Linked DNA regions of Homo sapiens: all the other regions are linked to region 1. The links are chromatin contacts, found by Hi-C in ENCODE. All regions are on one chromosome and are shown on one strand. The core of a region is the stretch at or near the end of the contact, and the rest is flanking DNA. Distances in the headings are between cores, read along the strand shown. Region 1 holds the start of UGT8 (UDP glycosyltransferase 8). Region 2 overlaps CAMK2D (calcium/calmodulin dependent protein kinase II delta). Region 3 overlaps ARSJ (arylsulfatase family member J).

Region 1 (4,437 bases), core at 1,200-3,699:
AATGGTGAATGATTACAAAACTTATATAATATCTCACATATGGTTGTTTATATTTTCCAATAAAGTTATATGGGGTGAATAATTATAACAAGTATTTCTGAAAAAAATAACAATTGAGAATACTGATATATATAGTCCACAGAAATAATGAGGGAATTTTAATACCATACTCCACATTGGCTGAAACTTTCTCACTGCAGGCTATGCTGTCCCATTCAACATTCTATAAACTAAAGATGATAGGGAGAATCTTGTTTAATCTGAATGGGAGCTTGAAGGATACATTAAATATGGAAAATATGCATCCTTCCTTAAAGAGAAGTAGCAAATGTTTTCATTATTCATTTATTCAACCACTTAGCCAATAATGTTAACAATTAAAGGTGGGAGCATTAAAAAAAGGAAAAGTGGGGTGGGGCGGTGAAATGAACCTCACTGATTTCTTGCTTTTATCATTTCAAACTCCAAAAGTGTATTTCAACTATTCATATGATGATTGAATAAACTTGTTTTACATTATGGAACACCCTTACTGTGTAGAGCTGTGAGAAATTCAATAATCAGTATTTAATGTGGACAAAAATAGATAGATTAGAGAAACAATAAACATGGACATATCTACACATAATATATACTCCTTTTCTATCCAAAAATCTGACAAAAACCTTACACAATGGTCAGTTTACACCATTTTAAGGACAAGGATGTGGTGAAACAATTTTAAACATTTTTATATAATAAAAGAAAAAAGTTGTTTTAATTGCTAATGATCAAGTTTTTACCAAGAATTTACATATGCATCATCAAACAGTAGCTTGAAACTGAAGCTTGACCTTTGAGAAATAAAGCTTTTAAAGTAAATGTCTAAATTCTCTTTTCTTTATTATGTTACATTTCATTTACTTTAGGTTTTCTAGTGCAATTTAAATAAGAAATAAATAGAGAGTATGGTAATCAGGTACAAAGGCTGTGAAAATATTCCCTGCATTTTGCACAGGGAATATGTTCAAATTCCTAATCTGCAAAGAAGAAAAGTGCATTTTCTTTTTTGAAATGGCATTTGAAGATCTCTCCATCCATGAACATTCTTGAGCATATGGATTTTACAATAACAGCAGTGTATATTAGTTTTTTAATTTATCATTAACTGATAACATATACAGTAAAATATAATTTCCGTTTTCTTATCTAAGGGCAGAAAATCCCAACCTATTTCTGAATCTCACTTTGGAACAAGGACAGAATGACCTGACATGGCATTTTTGATTTCCAACGTTTAAACGCATAACGTTTGTGTGCTATGGAAGCATCTTAGCTTCTGGAATTTATGCTCGACACGAAACATAAACAATAAACAATTCAGTCCACGTTATATAGACATATCTCATATATATATGAGATATATATATATAAAATATCTTACGCACATGCACACTTAGACTTTCTCGGTTTTCATGAAACTCACAATCTACCTCAGGCGCTCAAAGGCACTCGGCCTCTCAGGTCTGAGGCACCACAGAGAGGCTTCCTTGGGCACAGTTGCTTGCTGGTCAAGACGCCAACTTGGCAAGGTTATGCTGCTGGCAAAGGCAGATTCGTCAGAATAAAGTCGCCACAGGCTCAACCAGGCAAATCATGAATGGCCCTTTCAGCAGGAGCCTGAGAGGAGGGATGTTATTCAGCCCAGCAACCCTATTTACTTTTTTTCAGGATCCCCAAACTCGCGTTTTTTAAGGCTTTCCGCTACAAGAGAGCCAGAATTGAAGCCTGGGTTGGCGGCAGTGCAGGTACCTGCTCACCTAAGCATCCCTCTTTTAATTTTCCTAACTCCTCCACCCACTTGCCCAAGTATAACTTTTGAATGGATTCAGCAGAAGTGAGGCAGGAAAGGCAGGAAGATGAGAAAAGGCGCGACATCAACACGCAGAGCTCACTGAGCCGCCTTGATGATAAAAGGCGGGCACAGGGACTACGTGGGTGGTGGCAGAAAGGGCGCGGGACACGCCTCGCAAAGAGGGAAGAGTGGGCGGGGCCACGTGCCGTTGTCAGAGTTCGCAACTCGAGCGCCCAGAGGGCTCGCGAAAAGTCCCAGCCTGCAAGCCAACCTCGCTCAGCGGACGACTGGCCGGATCCCAACGCGCTGCCCCTTGCCCAGCCTGCGAGCGCGTGGTACGAAGGCGCGTCTGCATCCATGCCCCAGCCCGGGGAGCTGGAGGCGCTCGCAGTCAGAGGCGAGTGATGCTAGGCTGAGCGCGTGGCGGCCCGTGTCGTGCCCCGCTGAGCCAAGTGCGGAAGGGCAGCGGCGCGCTCCGACTCTGCTCGCCGCACGCAGGGCGGGGCGCGGCTGGGGGGCGGGGGGCCTGGCCGCCCGCTGGGAGCTGCGGACGAGCAGGCGCGCTGAGGACCCGAGGGAGGACACGGTTAAAGCATTGCTATCAACTGTGAACCCAGAGAGCCCTCCTTAGCCAACACGCTAACTCCGAAGCCTCCCTTACGCCCCCGAACCACCGAAGGCGGCGACACCTGATTCAGCGCACAAACACAGGTCCCTTCTGTCCCGGATACAATTACGCGGCAGACACACACTCAAACTCGCGCGGGGCAGCCAAGAGACGAGGTGAGCGGAGGGACCACGCCGTTCCAGAGGGCGGAAGGGGGGGCGGTCTGGGTGGAGGAGAGGGGCGTTGTTTGCTCCCTGAGGTGAGTGCCGGGCGAATGGCTGCTGTCCAGGGGCGGGGGGGTGGGAATTAGAAAGCACAGACAGGGTTGGGCTGAGGAAGTTAGAAGTGGTTAGTGGGGGTTGGCGGGGTAGGGAGAAAGGCTAGGGGTTGAGGGGGTGTGAAGGAGATCTTTTTAGGCTGGCCCCTCATAGCGCCCGCGATCCTGTTTCTGCCATATGGCATCCGTTCGAGGGTTCTCTCGCGTTTGTGCGCTCAAGGCAGAGGGAGGGTATAACGGGGAGGCGATTCGGCCGAGGACCTTGTACTTGACCCCTGAAGGGATGGGCACCGCGGAGCCCAGAGGCCAGAGCCAGCTGCCAGGGCAGGGATGGAGGTGGGGGACCAGGAGGAGCTTCGGGACCTCTTCAACTCCCCTTTACTCCGTCTTCCCCCTAAGGAGGAACAAGAGCGGGATGTGTTGGGGGTGGGGAATGTCTTGGGGCTGTACAAGCTCGCTGAGACTTTTCGGGGCCCGCCGTTTCCGCGTGCCCGCGCGACTCTCGACAATGGACAGTGTACAGTGGTGGCAGGGTTTCACGGGTCCCCGCGCCGATTTGGGAATGGTACGGGGTGCCCTTGCATTAGAGAAGCCTGTGCGGGCCCCCGGGATTAGAGAAGAGGTGAGCGCCTGCGGGCGGGGAGAGAAGGACGCGCTGCTGGCAAAAAGAAGGGCGCCTTCCATGGACTGGAGGAGCGGCGAGGGAGCCTGGTATGTGTGTTTTGGATTTGAAGGAGGCAAACCGCATCGGAGAGTGCAAGTAGATGCAGTGCGTCGGGGCAAAAGGACAATCTGAGGAGGTGGGCGGGGTACCCAATCTCTATATACAAGCTTTCTGGTTTAATTGAGGGTTTATAAAATTGAGTACGGTAAACCTGCCATTGTGCAGCACTTCCTTAGGAAAGGAATAGCCTCTGTACCTGTACCGCGAGTTCCCATCACCTTTCAGCATCTAGGCGGGGAGAGGAGAGAAGGTAGAGAACTTCTGAGAGAGTTCTGAGAACTAACGCGAATGGCTGGATTGCGCTAACTAGGCGTTCTTAGCAGGAAAATGTCGCCAAGGGAAGGAGTGGGTGGCGGTATCAAACCAGGCGTGCTCTGGAGAATCACCTTTATTATGAGCCAGTGTTAGCAGTGACGATAGAGTCTTTTATTTCTGGGGATCCTATTGGTAAAAATTAGAAAAAAACCACACTACTCCAAATACTCCAAAAATCTTCAGTCCCCTCAGGCTGTCACCTTGTACTACCAGTTTTTCAGTATCAATGACGTGAATGTTAGGGAGTTTGGCTAGATGCCAAATTGTTATCATTTCTGATAATTTCATGTTCAAAAACGTCTATATTCACTCAAAATTGGCGTGCTTCTGACATATCCCCAGAAAAAAATCACCACCATTTGAAGGAAGGATAGAAAGTGCCCTTTTTTCTTTTCTTTTTTAAAAACTTTTATTTTAGGTTTTGGGGTACATGTGAAGGGTTGTTACATAGGTAAACACATGTCACAGGGGTTTGTTTTACATATTATTTCATCACTCAGTTATTAAGCCCAGTACCCAATGGTTATCTTTAACCAATATTTTAATAGTGTTAAGAGTAACCATACTTTGTCCCCAGGAGATTTTAAAATTAGAGTCATGCATCTTAATATTATATGGTAAAGGAGACCAGAACTTTGTGTTACTTGAATTAAATCTTAGCCAGCTTAGTTTTCTCCTAT
Region 2 (4,437 bases), core at 520-3,019, 910 kb before region 1:
ACCCTATTCATGACATTTAATTGGTGATCTCAACTCCAGGTAATAGGCTGTGTGCACTTATTTTTCCCCACCCACCTCCTATCATACACAGACAAAAGAAACTATCTCAAGTGGGTGTAATGGTTCAGTTTCAAGCATTTCAAAATCCTCCACCACCTGCACAGGAAACTGTGACTGAAAACCAGACAGGGCACCGCAGAGCAGCACTGATGATACAGGAACATGGCTGAGAGGTGAATCTGGTTACTAGACAGTTGAATGAAATCAGCAGAGGGGAGATGGTACTCCCAATGAAGAGCACATGACACTTAAGGGCAAATAAACACCACCATACAATGAAAGAAGCACCAAAACCGGAGTTACTTATTAAGTGCTACGGAAACACAGATGAGAGAAAATACAATTTTACAACAATGCATAAAAGAGTTGTGAAGGCTGATATGGGCTTTGAAGAATAAATAGGCGTTTTCTGGGTAGAAAAAGATGAAGTAAATTTCAGATAAAAGGAATAGCATGATTAACATCACAGAGTCAGAAAACTATCTGGAAGGTTTGGAGAACAGCAATAGTTTGATATACTTGTCTGTGGATAACAACCTCAAATGTGAGCAGGGAAAAACATAAAAAGCTAACAAATTAATCCTGTGCTAATATGTTAAGATTTTCTGCTGCAGGAAATATCGGTTTTGATCAGAGGCACGAGGAACCAGATTCTGTGTGCAACACAATATAGTAGTTAAGAGTATAGATTTTAGAGTTAGACTGCCTGGGTTCAGACTGACTTTACCACTTAGGATTGTTTCTGACCTAGAGTGAGCTTTTTGACCTCTCTGTACCTCAGTTTCTTCTTTTGTAAAATGAGGATGTTAACAGCACCTACCTCATGGAATTGTTGAGAGATTTATATATAAAAAGTTAGAACAGTGCCTGGCATATAGGAAGCAAGACAAAACTGCTGGCTATGAATGCTGTTTTTGAAAATCAGGGTTGATGACACTGTGGAGTACACAATGGAACCAGAGAATGAAAGTCTACAGGCAGGGACTTCAGTTAGAAAGCTAATGAAAATTGTATCTGTAAAAATTAAATGCATCTGTGAGTACATTTCTTTGTAGAGATAACCACATTGGATAGCCATGTATCATATAAATTAACACGTCATACAAAATATATTTACATAAAAAGTCAGACACATGTATGTATGCATGTGTATGTATCTCCAAATCTCTTAGGCAAACTCATATACATGCCAGAATATAAGACATAAAAACAAATATACTCCCTACAGACAACCTTGTATGTACTGTATGTATAATTATAATTTCAAATTTAGTAAGTTGGAAGGTAAATGACTGAAAAGAATGATTGCTTTTTTCTTCTTTGTGTAACAGAGGACTTGCTCAGAACAAGGGAAGAAGATGACTATGCAGCTGCTCGGTAACAGCGTCTAGTCACACTCTGAGATACTGAGGTCAGCAAGAACAGAGGATGCACACTATGTCCCATCTTGCCTTTCTGCCCAGAAAGTCTCAGTTACTGGAAAAGCTTCAGAAATATTTACCAAAAAATCCATTTGAAATCCTGAAATTCTACTTCTCAGAAAAACAGTATTACTCTTGTCTAGAAATAACATTCAGGCCTCAAAGTGCTATACTGTCATTACTTCTAAAAATAAACTGAGCAAATCCAAGTCTTGAGGTCAGTTTCAAATAATGTGCTGCAGCAATGACACAAGCAACAGCTCCACTCTGTCCCACTGGAGGCAGTGCATTCCCTGAGGGCTTGAGAGCACAGGCCTGCTGCTCCTCATCTCTCCCTGGAAAGAGCTGGCAGCAGATGACCAGACAGGCCTCTAAGGCAGAAGGTACTGAGCAAAGTCCTTCTCTCTTTGTTGATTCTCTTTAGTAAGGCACCTGGAGAGAGTAAACCAATGATAGGAGGGAGTCGCCAATCCAGCAGCCTCTCCAGATGGCAGCTCAATTTTTCTCCTAGCATCCTCTAAATGATTTTCTAAGACCACCATCATGTGTAAGAATGCTTGATACCACCTTATATCATTTGAACAGATACAAATGACTTACATTTCAGACTTCTTTTTTTTTTTTTTTTTTAGACAAGGTCTTACTCTGTCACCCAGGCTGGAGTGGAGTGGCGCGATCTCTGCTCACTGCAGCCTCTGCCTCCCAGGGCTCAAGCAATCCTCCCACCTCAGCCTCCCAAGTAGCTGGAACTATAGGCGTGCGCCACAACACTTGGTAATTTTCATATTTTTTGGTAGAGATGGGGTTTCACCATGTTGCCCAGGATGGTCTTGAACTCCTGGCTTCAAGTGATCCTCCCAACTCAGCCTCCCAAAGTGTTGGGATTACAGGCATGAGCCACTGCACCTGGCCACATTTCAGACTTTAAATAGGAAACACATGAGCCCGTGAAAGGTAATAAATTAGGTGTATAAATTATGAAAAATTAGAGAAAAACAAAATTAGGTAATATTACAAGAAGTGACAAGTAGAGACATTTTAATTTTATGTCAATGTAATTAATTGATGCTATAATATAACCAATGCTATTTTTGAGAGATAGGGCTGATAATATTGTGGAGTATGGAACCAGAGAATGAAAGTCTACAAGCAAGGGCCAGGCACGGTGGCTCATGCCTGTAATCCTGGCACTTTGGGAGGCTGAGGTAGGTGGATCACTTGAGGTCAGGAGTTCAAGACCAGCTTGACCAACATGGTGAAACCCCCGTCTCTACTAAAAATACAAAATTATCTGGATGTGGTGGCGCATGCCTGTAATCCCAGCTACTCGGGAGGCTGAGGCATGAAAATTGCTTGAACCTGGGAGGCGGAGATTGCAGTGAGCCGTGATCATGCCTTGCACTCCAGCCTGGGCAACAGAAAGAGATTCTGTCTCAAAAAAAAAAAAAAGTGATAAACTAAATAAACGAATAATGAATAAATGCCAAGTCACTAAAATGTACTTGATTCTAAGCAAGATATCTGCTATTAAAACTTAATTTTTATCTTGAAAGAAATGGGAAGAAATTATCAAAATATTTTCAGATAATAAACTCCAAATAACTGATATTTATCTACATAGAAAGTTGTCCTTTACTATCTTTGTAGTAGTGTCTTCTACTATGGTTGTAGTAGTGTCAGTGCCTGTACTTTTTCTCAATTCTCTGTAAAAATACCTAAATATTGTTTACATATCTGAAAAGGTACAGGGACATACCTATATTCCCAAGTTTTCCCTTACAAAAGTAATTAACTTTTTATTTCTCTGCTTTGCTAGCAACAAAACTCTCAAAATCTTAAGTAAGGTACCCTTCTAATTGCCATAATAATTCAAACATTTCTTTAGGACCTCTAATTGTAAGAGATGATTTTTATTACACCTTTGATGCATTAATTTTTAAATTTAAGAAGGAAGCACACAGCTTACTTTTGGAATAAATTTCCTCCTGGAGTAATCAAGAATTTTGGAAATTAATTCTGTAAAAATTGTGAGCCACAACCCAAGCATCTGGAGTCCTACAATGCTCTCAATATATTTTTAACATGATCATTGAGAAAAAAGCCATCAGCCCTTATTTCTCAACGAGAGCCATTCTCATCCATAGTGATTAGTGTGAGATTTTACGCCAAGCTTTCATGAGTTTTAAGACAAACTTATTAAGCACCTTTCTTATTTACAATACAGGTATGTGTATACACACACACACACACACACACACACACATACACTTCAAGTTGCTCAATTTTAAAATAAAGATATCTTTTAAAAATAATATAGGTAGAAGGGACCAAAAAATGTAGCTCCAAAATGTAAAACTCCAGATTCATGGATATAAGTTTCCCAGGAAGGAAAAAAAATCAACTATGTATATAATAAAATGTTTGCAAAATTCACCTGGTAACCAGCCATGAGCACATGCATTCTCTTCTTTGAACTGATATGGTCGTGACCTTTCTAATCTGAGTATGGAAAATTATTAACCTTCTTCTCCCTTCCCCATTTGAAAAAAATAATTTCAACAGTCCTCATGTTAGATTTCCATTCAGGTGTTACTGAAATGTAGGAAAAACACATATTGGAGTATGTGGTAACCTTTTTATATGTTCCCAAGTAAAACCCATAGCAATACAATATTCACACAAAATGGGTGATGGGATGTTTTTTAACTTACTAACCATCAATTGATCTTACATGTCATTTTCTGTGGCTTGTGGTCACAAACCCTCTTCTTAAGGGCAAGCGAGGTCATCAATCAAATCCAATTCAGATGGCTTAACCAACTAGCATGCAAACACTGACAACCTAAATATCTGTTAGGCCTTTTATTAGGTGCACTAGTGACTGACATGGACCAATGGACACTGCCCTCCAACTCGAAATCAACAAGTCAGACAAAGGGTAGTAATATAGTTTGCT
Region 3 (4,437 bases), core at 728-3,227, 650 kb before region 1:
TCCGAAAGAAGTTCAAGAATCTGTACCCAGTGAACAAGGACTAGCCTTTCATCATTCCATAGGTATTTACTGATGGCTCCCTTAAGGCCCAACTTAAACGTAGACAGAGATGATGTTACTAGCTGAGTGTTATTGCGGATTTAGTCCATGCCAGTCTCTGTACTAAGGACTTTACCTCCCTTTCCCTATTTGCTCCTCATTGCCCCATGGGATAGATATATTAGTGTCATCTGAATATGAAGAAATGAAGGCAAAAAGAGTGAAAACTGATGATCTCTTCACTGTTAATGCACTTTTGCGATCTGTACTCCACTCCAAGTATATTTTGTTAGATCCTTATGTCTTGGAACACCCTTGAGAAGTAGAAGAGCATTGCTATGGCACACAGTTTGTCTTCCCCTTAATTTTAAAAGCTCTTTGGTGGACATAAAAGAGGTGTTGGAGATGTTCTTTCCTCTAGTTTCCCCCCAACTTTTAATCTGGAAATGGAGGCAGACACTGTAGAAGCCCAGGCTCTGGGGGTTCATAGAAATAGATGCTATACAGATGTAAGCTATATGGTTCTCGGGAAATAAAATGAAGTTCTAATAAAATGTACTGAAAAGTGATTACACGGCCCTAATAATGTGGGACTGTCTGAAAGGAGAAACCTGTTTCTGAAAGAACAGCTTCTCCTTTTCCCTCCCTTTGAAGTGATTTCAGCTGCCCAGAGCTGCCCTGAAGGAAATCCATCATAGAAAAGAAAGAATAGTCCTATTCTAACCCTCCCCCTTCCTTTTATGCTCCCCTAATACCTGCCTCTGCTGCAACCTCATCATTGCTTTATGACTGGCTGGTGAAGGGAAAAGCTATTCCTAGCATAGCAGATGTAGGAAGCCCCATCCAGATGAGCCCTGGAGCTGGCAGTAGGTTTGGTTTGGTAATGAGGAAACAGCTCAAGAGAAGCATGGGAAAGGGACATTGAACTATTCACTGAGAAACATTATCCAACAGTTGTGAGACAAATCTTGAAAGAGAGAGAAAGAGGGAAAAAGGGTGAATATAAGATGAGGGAAAGGGAAGAAAGAGAGGGAGAGGAAGAGGGGAGAGATAGTAATTTTGCTTCAAAAGGCCTGCAAATTCTGGAAGTATATAAATTCTGTTTGGTTTTGTAATGTGAATATTAAAATATTACACATCAGCCCCTTAAACTTATGCTAAAGTGACTGTATTCTCTTTATTTTTATAGCTATTAAGTCTTGCACATTAAGAGCGTATGCTTTCCTGATTATACCGTGACTAGGCATAAGAATGGGAATTATTTTCTCTGGAGTTTGTTATGAGGCAGCACCCTATTCTTAAAGAAATTTGCATACAGTTGAAGCACTGGTATACTGACGTGGTGTCCTGTTGTTCTGTTTATGGCACCAAACACTGCCAACACTGCCCAAGACTAAGAATTGGGAGAAAGGATTGGGAATAAAGGGAAATAAATGGAAGTTTTAAAAATGCTTGAAGAAACAAATAGAAACCAGAATCATAAAAGATAAAGATTTATGAGAAGGCATTAGAAACCCAGGGCAGTACAGCTATAAAGGCCCATACTTGTTACTTAGTAGTACAGCTGTCAAAAATGCTTCCAATATGGGGAAGTTCAATATCTCACCAGACAGCTCATTTTATTTCTGAAGAGTTTACTAATATAAGGTTCTCATTTGGATTAATCCAGGCTCTTCTTGTCTGGAATCTTAACAAATCTGGAATCTCTTCTATGTTAATGTTCTTCAAATATGTGAAGACAGTTACCACGTTTCTGAGTTGTTTCAGTTATTTCAGCCAATCCTCATGCTCTCTGGTTGCCAGATCTCCTTGGCACACACTTCAGTGTGTCAGTGTCCCTCTTACAATCTGGCACTTTGAATTGAACATAATCCTTCAGATGTGGTCTGGACAGTGTAAAGTTCAATGGGACTACTCCCTTTCTTGATCTGAAGTCGACACTTTATTAAGACTCACACGAGCTTATTTGGCAGCACGTCATACTGTTGGCACACGGTGAACTTGCAGGCAGCTAAAACCCCAAGTTATTTCTTTTTTCTATATTCACTGTTCTTAAGCCAGTTGTCCTCTCTCGTAGAAGAGGAGTTTATTTTATGAATCTACAGAGAGAATGTTTTGTTTCTTGACGCCTTCTCTCATTCTTCCTGCTCTTTAAAGATCTAGAAGATACTTAATTTTGTCCTTCAATATGTTAGCTATCCCTCCTGTTAATTCTGGTAAATATGTGTCTTCATCTGAATCATGCGTTTAAGAGTTTGAGGGGACAGAACTAACTCAGAACAAAGCCTTATAAATTGTTATTGAATAACTGCCCTTAGGTTAACTTTGATTTGTTACTCAATTCCCTTTTTAATGTCACGTTCAACTTTTTACTTATCATTCAGTTTATTTTTTTTCTGATTAAAAGGATTGTCTTTTCTACAAGGCTTGTTGAAACTGAGACATAGCATATGTATAACCTCCCCGGATTTTGCATGCTGGAAGAAATTTACTTTTCTTTTTCATTTTTTAAGAGACAGGGTCTCACTATATTGCCCAAGCTGGAGTGCAGTGACCATTCACAGGTGCATTCATAGTGTACCGCAGCCTTAAACTCCTGGCCTCAAGCAATCCTCTCATCTCAGCCTCTCAAGTAGCTGGCACCACTGCAAGAAATTTAAGTGATATATTTTGGGCTTGAATTATTTTCAAACAATTTAAGACCACTTCTAATAATCACCAATTCCTGTAGTAACTTACTGAATAAAAACCAACTTCCCAGCCAACTTGATTTTTTAAAATCAGGGAACCACAGTCAACCTATTAATTAGTTTTATTTCTAAAATCCAGACTTCTCTCTTTTTTGACATTGAGATACTAGTCTTCCATATCCTTGCTTTTTATGAGTCTTCAATGAATGCTTTAAAATATTTTCATACGCATATCAATATTTAAAATATGGCATGTAATGTAATGCACTCTGGGTTCTCAATTTAGCGAACTGTTCCTACAGTCTGTTAACCCATGAAACCAAGCGCTTTAATACAAGGTTAAACGCTTGGGTGAGGTAATGCTGAAAGCAGTCACTAGAGGGAAATAGAGGGCTGAGAACTAGGTACAGGAATGGTCGACCCCTGGTTAGAAGGACCAAGAGAACGATAGGCTGGAGAAGGCTAAACCTCTGTAGAAGAGGCTACTCTCAGGTTTACCCCGAAATTCCACTTTAGATATGGTTCACATAAGAACAGAGATAGAGCTGGGACGCAATCAAGACAGATCAGCCAGTCAGCACTCAGTTGGAAGACACATCAATGACAAGGTTTTTAGGAAGTTTGATATCAATGCCAGAAAATGACCTTGAAGCAGGAGTCTTAGTGTCATGGTTGAAATCTGCAGTCCAAGCTAAGATCAAAATTATATCAATTCAGCAATAATCGTTACAATTTATTGACTGTCTACTATATATCTAGCAATGAACCAATATTATCTCCCATTCTTGGAACAAGCTTTGGAAAGTAATATTTTCCCCATTTCACAAAAAGGAAACTGAAGAACAGGATTTAAGAAATTTAAGTGGCAAAACTGGGATCTCAACAGAGATTAGTTGAGCTGCAAGGCATGTACTCACTATGCTGAAAGACTGGACAATACCGTATTCTGATTCAATAATTAGAACTCTGGGAAGAGAGCTGTGGAAAAGCTTGGAGCAATCTTCTCCTCAACTCTAAGGCCTTCTGTCTTAGAATTTGCGGTGAGTGGACACATCTTCTCACTTATCATAGGCTTCTATTTTCTGTAATCAAATTTCATCAGTCCTTCACAGATTTGAAGTTCATTCTGCTTTTTTAGGACCATGCAAACAAAATATATCCTATTAATACATTTCATTTTCTTTAAAGTCAAGGCAAATGAATACTTTGTAAACATAATGTATGGCTTTTTAAAAGTTATATGTAATGGATACAAACTTAGTACAGTGAAAATTCTCAGTGACAATTTGAATTTCCAATAGGATTTGAATTTCCAATAGGATTTGAATTTCCAATAGGATCTGCACCTCTTGGCCGAAATACTGGCCACATAAACATGGCACCAGATCTATCTGGTAAAAATGCATATTAAGTAGTTAAGGCAGCAAATGTTTATAGGGGGTAAAAGAATTTTCAGTTTTAGCATCTGTAAAGCCAATATTAGGTGAACAGGTAAATGAATTCAGGGATAAAATGATCAGTAGCAGCATAATAAAAGGATTTTAAAAGCACTGAACCTTAAATAACTCAATGGAAGTAAAGAGAAAGTTCAAAAAATGATTCACAAGATAGCTCAAGCGATAAGGTCCCTGATTTCAAGGATGTATACATATGTTTGAATAAAATTGTTTCAAGAAATCTGAGGTTCAAAAGGCAATATTTCTAAATA

The links. Hi-C counts contacts between places; a loop is a spot of excess contacts on that map. Pooled maps may share reads with other maps.
Region 2: a loop to region 1 is called in a map with no recorded cell type, with 9 times the contacts of the local background. The contact joins the enhancer-like site here to the promoter of UGT8 in region 1. A Hi-C loop is called at or near these places in 11 of 37 single-sample maps with no recorded cell type and 5 of 50 pooled maps.
Region 3: a map of breast epithelium shows a loop between it and region 1 (18-fold over the local background). The contact joins the enhancer-like site here to the promoter of UGT8 in region 1. A Hi-C loop is called at or near these places in 1 of 168 maps with a recorded cell type or tissue (breast epithelium), 5 of 37 single-sample maps with no recorded cell type and 2 of 50 pooled maps.

The regions. Positions count from the first base shown.
Region 1 is chr4:114,596,358-114,600,794 of GRCh38, forward strand. It overlaps UGT8 (UDP glycosyltransferase 8), which reads left to right and starts at 2,450. Exons shown (of 6, transcript NM_001128174.3): 1 at 2,450-2,617.
Region 2 is chr4:113,683,147-113,687,583 of GRCh38, forward strand. All of the region lies in intron 2 of CAMK2D (calcium/calmodulin dependent protein kinase II delta), which reads right to left. Among named protein-coding and RNA genes, the nearest start is that of CAMK2D, 76 kb to the right of the region's middle. Within about 2 kb of position 1,770, at least 23 of the 41 ENCODE cell types and tissues checked have a DNase peak (open chromatin) inside an H3K27ac peak, as active enhancers do.
Region 3 is chr4:113,949,526-113,953,962 of GRCh38, forward strand. The region is part of intron 1 of ARSJ (arylsulfatase family member J); the gene reads right to left. Among named protein-coding and RNA genes, the nearest start is that of ARSJ, 28 kb to the right of the region's middle. Within about 2 kb of position 1,978, at least 2 of the 41 ENCODE cell types and tissues checked have a DNase peak (open chromatin) inside an H3K27ac peak, as active enhancers do.